Regions from separate parts of the Homo sapiens genome. Here regions 1 and 2 are each linked to region 3. Evidence: read pairs that join two places in POLR2A ChIA-PET (ENCODE). Cell type or tissue: PC-9. All regions are shown on one strand.

The links. ChIA-PET counts read pairs that join two places held together with the same protein. Peaks named below come from ENCODE experiments on the same cell type or tissue, not always from the same donor. Only the 100,000 strongest peaks of a DNase experiment are listed, where the experiment ranks them.
Region 1: POLR2A ChIA-PET joins it to region 3 with 5 read pairs; 2 of 35 experiments call an interaction of 5 or more read pairs at or near these places.
Region 2: POLR2A ChIA-PET joins it to region 3 with 5 read pairs; 2 of 35 experiments call an interaction of 5 or more read pairs at or near these places.

The regions. Positions count from the first base shown.
Region 1 is chr3:57,365,675-57,368,174 of GRCh38, forward strand. DNAH12 (dynein axonemal heavy chain 12) reads right to left here. Exons shown (of 74, transcript NM_001366028.2): 56 at 2,372-2,500; 57 at 1,055-1,247. Among named protein-coding and RNA genes, the nearest start is that of ASB14, 74 kb to the left of the region's middle. In PC-9, no CTCF peak of the experiment used is centred here; no DNase peak of the experiment used is centred here.
Region 2 is chr3:57,217,738-57,220,237 of GRCh38, forward strand. It overlaps a transcript of HESX1 not described here. Among named protein-coding and RNA genes, the nearest start is that of APPL1, 8.7 kb to the right of the region's middle. In PC-9, no CTCF peak of the experiment used is centred here; no DNase peak of the experiment used is centred here.
Region 3 is chr3:57,528,794-57,531,293 of GRCh38, forward strand. The region is part of intron 2 of DNAH12 (dynein axonemal heavy chain 12); the gene reads right to left. It also overlaps the pseudogene RPS8P5. Among named protein-coding and RNA genes, the nearest start is that of DNAH12, 14 kb to the right of the region's middle. In PC-9, no CTCF peak of the experiment used is centred here; a DNase peak (open chromatin) is centred at 1,478; H3K27ac peaks cover 1,934 bases.

The DNA.
Region 1 (2,500 bases), 160 kb before region 3:
CCACAGAGATAATTACTTTAACATTGAAGTGTATTCCTTTCCAATCTTTTTTTATTCTTTTTATATATGTAGATAAATATCAATCTTTTTTTAAACAAAATATCACCTATTCTGGATATAGTTTTATATGCTGCTTTTTCCTTCTTTTGCTAAGCATTTTCTTATTAATATCTTGTGTGTGTGTACACATATATATATATATATAAATGTATTTCTATTTACGGTCATAGCATAGATTCCTAGGGGTGAAATTTCTGTCTCATTCAGGTACAAGTCAGAAGTCATGGTGTCAGAGGAATTTGAACCAGAGCAACTCCATCTTGAGCAGGGGGTGGGTAAAATGTGATTAAAACCTACTGGATTGCATTCCCAAACGGTTGGGCATTCTAAGTCACAGGATGAGATAGGATGTCAACACAAGAAACAGATCATAAAGACCTTGCTGATAAAACAGATTACAGTAAAGAAGCTGGCTAAATCCCACCAATACCAAGATGGCCACAAAAGTGACCTCTGGTCCTCCTCACTGCTACACCCCACCAGTGCCCTAACAGTTTACAAATGCTATGACAATGTCAAAAAGTTACCCTCTATGGTCTAAAAAAGGGAAGCATAAATAATCCCTTGTTTGGCATATAATCAAGAAATAACCATAAAAATGGACGACTAGCAGCCCTTGGGGCTGCTCTATGGAGCAGCCATTCTTTTATTCCTTTACTTTCTTAATAAACTTGCTTTCATTATACTCTGTGGACTCGCCCTGAATTCTTTCTTGCATGAGATCCAGCAACCCTTTCGTGGAGTCTGGATCGGGATCCCTTTCCTGTAACAATGGCAGGTAACCTGAACCCAACTGCCCATACTAAAAGCCCAATATAACACGGTTGGCTTATAACTTACTTGTTACAGATGGCTATTTTAGAGATTATGTGATTATTTATAGTAACAAAGTATAAAATTTGACAAAGTTTTAAAATATTCACAAAACATAAATATTAATGACCTACAAATATTCCTTTTTAAACCATCTAGAAGCATCTAAGAAAATACATACCTCTCCTTTGCAACAACAATACCTAGTAATTGATCTTCAAGTCCTTCTGGAGTTATCATGAAATTGAGCAAAGACACTTTTGTAGCCAGTTCTGGCATATAGTGCGGGTTTCTCAGTTTTGTGGTGATATAAAATTTGAAATCAAAGGAATACTCAATAATGACCTCACCAAGTCTGATGCAATCAATGCCACCTATATTTCAGAAAACAAATGCATAACAAGTGAGCTAGTTACATAGCCCCTCATGCTATGTACTTCTATGGCCTTGCCTAGGTTACAAATAAACGGTCCTAAAGTAATTTAAAATAGAAAACAGGGCCAGGCTCAGTGGCTCACACCTATAATACCAACACTTTGGGAGGCCAAGGCAAGTGGATCACTGGAGGTAAGGAGTTCAACACCAGCCTGGCCAACATGGTGAAACCCCATCTCTACTAAAAATACTAAAAAAATTAGCTGGGTGTCATGGTGGAACACACCTGTAATCCCAGCTACTTTGGAGGCTAAGGAACAAGAATCGCTTGAACCCAGGAAGCAGTGAGCTGAGACTGCACCACTACACTCCAGCCTGAGCATCAGAGCAAGACTCTGTCTCAAAATGATAATAATAACATACAGAAAACAGGAGTGGCAAAAGTCACAGACACAGCAGCAAGTAAGCAATTATACAGCAGGACTCTTTCTGGGTTAATATAGGACATTTTCTCTGGTTGTCATAGAGCTTTGTAAATCAAGATTTATTTTGAGCTTTCTTCCTCCATCAATTTTCAATCATGATTCTAAAATATATGTAAATGACTAAAGCTCTTAAAGGTAATAGCACTTGGCAGAGACAAATTTTTATAAACAGAAAGATATTAGCTGGACAATGTTTACCTAAACTCAACTCAGGCCCACATTCACCATCACTATTCATGGTGGCTAATTCCTGTAATCCCAGCACTTTGGGAGGCTGAGGGAGGAGGATCACTTGAGGCCAGGAGTTTGACACCATCACTATTCATAACAACAGACTTTTGGTGGTCAAGGGTCACAGGATAAAGCAATTTCAAGCTGGCTTCAACTTCTTTATGTTCTCTGACAGTCTAGATAACAGTGGTTAAGGCAATGAAGAGAGGGCAAGGTATTTATCTTAGAATACCTGGCTAAGGTTCATTCCTGATAGCTTGTTCCAAATTTCCTTTCACTCATAACAATGAGCCAGAAGTTCTGCATTATTAACATTATTATTAAATGTATGTAGTAGGCTTCTTTCATGCCTCCAAGATAATTCAATCATCTTTCAGTTCTACAGATTAATAGTAATTGCTTTATACCTTGTTTAAAAGTTTGTCTGAGTAGTAAAGGCTCCAAAGATGGATCCAGTTCTTCACCAACATTTTCTAATAGAAGTGGAGTTCCAAACTGAATACAGTTTTCCAATGTTCTCATATAGTCTGAATCTG
Region 2 (2,500 bases), 310 kb before region 3:
CCACCCCACACAAAAGCCCTCCTCATCACGCTTGGGCTCCAAACTGCACTCTCATGCAGGTGCCCTCTTCACCCCACTTTTGTTCCAACATCCGGCCACCAAACACCCTCTTTACCAATTTTGTGCTCTGACAACCCCCTCCACAGATGCCTCCTCATCTTCACAGGCTCTGAAACCTCACACCAGGCCACTCCTCTGTGGGGATGTCCTCCTCACACAGCTTGGACTCCAACACCCTGTTCTGGGCCCCCATGGCTTCTCCACTTTGTATCTACTCCTACTTTACCTGGCTGCACCTAATGGCTTTAAGGCTGCATTAGTATTCAGACAGGGAAGAGGAAAAACTATAAACCCATTTGTATTTATTTTTTAATTTTCATTTTTGGTTCAGGGGTACACATGTAGGTTTGTTACATAGTTAAACCTGTGTCATGGGGGTTTCTTGTACAGATCATTTCATCTCCCAGGTACTAAGCCTAGCACCCAATAGTTATTTTTTTCTGATCCTCTTCCTCTTTCTTACCTCCACCCTCAAGCAGGCCCCAGTGTCTGTTGTTGCCTCTTTGTGTCTATGTATTCTCATCATTTAGCTCCCATTTCTAAGTGAGAACATGTGGTATTTGGTTTTCTGTTCCTGCATTAGTTTGCTAATGATGATGGCCTACAGCTCTATCCATGTTTGGAAAGGACATGATCTCATTCTTTTTTTTTTTTTTTTTTTTTTGAGGTGGAGTCTCAGTCTTTTGCTCAGGCTGGAGTGCAGTAGCGTGACCTCAGCTCACTGCAACCTCTGCCTCCCGGGTTCAAGTGATTGTCCTGCCTCAGCCTCCCAAGTAGCTGGGATGACAGGCACCCGCCACCACACCTGGCTAATTTTTGTATTTTTAGTTGAGACGGGTTTTGCCATGTTGGCCAGGCTGGTCTTGAACTCCTGACCTCAGGTGATCCGCCTGCCTTGGCCTCCCAAAGTGCTGGGATTACAAACGTGAGCCACCATGCCCAGCCAATCTTACTCTTTTTTATGGCTGCATAGTATTCTGTGGTGTATATGTACCAAATTTTCTTTATCCAGTCTACCATTGATGGACATTTAGGTTGATTCCATGTCTTTGCTATTGTGACTAGTGCTGCAATGACCATTCACATGCATGTACCTTTATGGTAGAATGATTTATATTCCTTTGGGTTTGTACCCAGTAATATGATTGCTGGGTTGAATGGTAGTTCTGTTTTTAGCTCTTTGAGGAATTATCACACTGCTTTCCTCAATGACTGAACTAATTTACACTCCCACCAATAGTGTACAAGTGTTCCCTTTTCTCTGCAATCTCACCAGCATCTGTTATCTTTTTACTTTTTAATAGTAGCTATTCTGACTGTTGTTCCCCTCTTTGTGTCTTTGTATGCTCATCATTTAGCTCCGATTTGTAAGTGAGAATATGTGGTATTTGGTTTTCTGTTCCTGCATTAGTTTGCTAATGATGATGGCCTACAGCTCCCTACAGATGGTATCTCATTGTGGTTTTTATTTGCAGTTCTCTAATGATCAATGATATTGGGTTATTTTTCATATGCTCATAGGCCACATGTATGACATCTTCTGAAAAGTGTCTGTTCGTGTCCTTTGCCCACTTTTTCTTTTTTTTTTGAGACGGAGTCTTGCTCTGTCGCCCAGGCTGGAGTGCAGTGGCGTGGTCTTGGCTCACTGCAAGCTCTGCCTCCCAGATTCACGCCATTCTCCTGCCTCAGCCTCCCGAGTAGCTGGGACTACAGGTGCCCACCACCACGCCTGGCTAATTTTTTGTATTTTTAGTAGAGACGGGGTTTCACCGTGTCAGCCAGGATGGTCTCGATCTCCTGACCTCATGATCCACCCACCTCAGCCTCCCAGAGTGCTGGGATTACAGGCGTGAGCCACCGCACCTGGCCTCCTTTGCCCACTTTTTAATGGGGTTGCTTTTCCTTGTAAATTTGTTTGTTTCTTATAGATGCTGAATATTAGACCTTTGTCAGATGCATAGTTTCCAAAAATTTTCTCCCATTCTGTAGGTTGTCTGTTTACTCTGTTGATATTTTCTTTTGCTGTGCAGAAGCTCTTAAGTTTAATGAGATCCCATTTGTCAATTTTTGCTTTTGTTGCAATTGCTTTTGGCATTTTCATCATGAAATCTTTGCCTAATCCTATGTCCACAACGGTATTGCCTAGGTTTTCTTCCAGGGTTTTTGTAATTTTGGGTTTTACATTTAAGTCTTCAATCCATCTTTAATTGATTTTTGTATATGGCGTAAAAAAGGGTCCAGTTTCAATCTTCGACATATGGCTTGCCAGATAGTCCAGCACCATTTATTAAACAGGGAGTCCTTTCCCTATTGCTCGTTTTTGTCAGCTTTGTTGAAGATCAGATGGTTGCAGGTGTGCAGCCTTATTTCTGCGCTCTCTACTCTGTTCCATTGGTCTATGTACCTATTTTTGTACCAATACCATGCTGTTTTGGTTACT
Region 3 (2,500 bases):
GATTTTCAATTTCTTTTTTTTTGAGACGGAGTTTTGCTCTTTGTTGCCCAGGCTGGAGTGCAGTGGCATGATCTTCGCTCACTGTAACCTCTGCCATCTGGGTTCTAAGCAATTCTCCTGTCTTAGCCTCCTGAGTAGCTGGGATTACAGGTTCCCACCACCATACCAGCTAATTTTTGTATTTTTAGTAGAGATGAGGTTTCACCATGTTGGCCAGGCTGGTCTCAAACTCCTGACCACAGGTGATCCACCTGCCTCAGCCTCCCACAGTGCTGGGATTACAGGCGTGAGCCATCGCGCCTGGCCGATGAATGACCTTTTTAATGTGTCGTTGAATTTGTTTTGCTAGTATTTTGTTGAGGATTTTTGTATCAATATTCATCTGTGATACTGGCCTGCAGTTTCCTTTTTTTGATGTATCTTTGTCTGGTTTTGGTATCAGGGTAATACTGGCCTCAAAAAATGAGTTTGGAAGTATTCCCTCCTCCTCTATTTTTCAGACTAGTTTAAGTAGCATTGGTATTAGTTCCTCTTTAAATGTTTAATAGAATTCAGCAGTGAAGCCATAAGGGCCTGGGCTTTTTTTGCTGGAAGACGTTTTATTATGGCTTCAATCTCATTACGTTATTGGTCTGTTCAGGTTTTGGATTTCTTCATGGTTCAATCTCTGTAGGTTGTATTTGTCTACAAATGTATCCATTTCTTCTAGATATTCCAATTTATTGGCATACAGTTGCTCATCATAGCCACTAATGATCCTTTGAATTTCTGCAGTATCAATTGTAATGTCTTCTTTTTCATCTCTGATTTTATTTATTTGGATCCTCTCTCTTTTTTTCCTAGTCTGGTTAAAGGTTTGTCTATTTTGTTTAACTTTTCAAAAAAATCAACTTTCTGTTTCATTCATCTTTTGTATTGTTTTCTTCATTCCAATGTCATTTATTTCTCCTCTGATCTTTATTATTTCTTTTCTTCAGCTAATTTTGGTTTGGTTTGCTCTTGTTTTTGTCATTTGTTAAGATGCATCACTAGGTTATTTATTTGAAGTTTTTCTTCTTTGTTGATGTAGACACTTATAGCTATAAATTTCTCTTTTAGTACTGCTTTCACTGTATCCCATAGGTTTTCATATGTTGCATTTCCATTATCATTTGTTTCAAGAAAATTTTCAATTTCCTTCTTAATTTCTTCATTGACTCACTGGTCACTCAAAAGCATATTTTTTAATTTCCATCTGTTTGTATAGTTTCCAAAATTCCTCTTGTTATTGATTTCTAGTTTTATTCCATTGTGGTCAGAGAAGGTGCTTGATATTATTTCAAATTCTTTGAATGTTTTAAGTTCAATTCAAATTTTTTGAATGTTTAAGCTGGGCATGAGTCACCATGCCCAGCCAGTAATAAAACTCTACACACCTTGATTTCATCCCCCTGCTTTTTAACTTTTTGTTGTTTCTATTTATATCTTATTATACTTTCTATGTCTTTTTTTTTCTTGTTACAGAACAATAAACACCTTTATTACATAAGCAAATACAGAAAGGATGAGGATTTATTTGCCTTTCTGGGCCTTGATTTTCCAAAGATAAAACTCCAACTCCCAGGCCTCTAGCACATAGCCATCTGCTGGGCCACACTGCTCTGGCCTTGATGTGATACATGCCAGATGCTTGCCCTGCTGGAACTGCTCCTCCAGAAGACTGCTGATTTTGGCATTCTTTTTCCTTTCATCATATTTCTTCTAAATTTTTTTAGATTGTTTTTTGTTTAAAATCTCTTCCTCCTCAGGAGTCAGCTTGGCCCCCTTCTTGCAGCCCAGGGACAATGTATAGTGGGATTTTCACCACTGTCAGTAGAGTGTGCTGTCACTGAGCACGATGCAGTTCTTCAATAGCATCTTGGTACGGACCAGTTTGTTATTGGACACACTGTAGACAACATTGATGATCCTTGTTTTGCACCTACATCACTTGGAGCCCCAGGAGAAATTCCCCACATCCAGCCTCAAGGTACAGTATTTCTTGTTACGTCCCTGCACACAGACTGTGTGGACGCAGCGGGGGCCAATCTTGGTGTTGGCAGCGGGGCACTCCAGCTCATACTTCCACTTCTTGTGGGAGGGCTTACTCTTGCCCCTGTCTTGCAGCACTTGTGCCAGTTGTCACGAGAGCCCATTGCTCGACATCTGTACTATGTCTTGAAAAATTGTTATTGTTTTGATTGGTTCATCTTTTAGTCTTTCTACTTAAGAGTAGTTTACACACCACAGTTACAGTGTTATAATATTCTGTGTTTTTTCTCTGTACTTAATATTACCACTGAGTTTTGTACTTTCAGATGATTTCTTGCTGCTCATTAACATCCTTTTCTTTCTGATTGAAGTACCTTCTTTAGCATTTCTTGTAGGACAGGTCTGATGTTGATGAAATCCTTTAGCTTTTGTTTGTCTAGGAAAGTCTTTATTTCTCTTTCATGTTTAAAGCATATTTTTTCCAGATGCA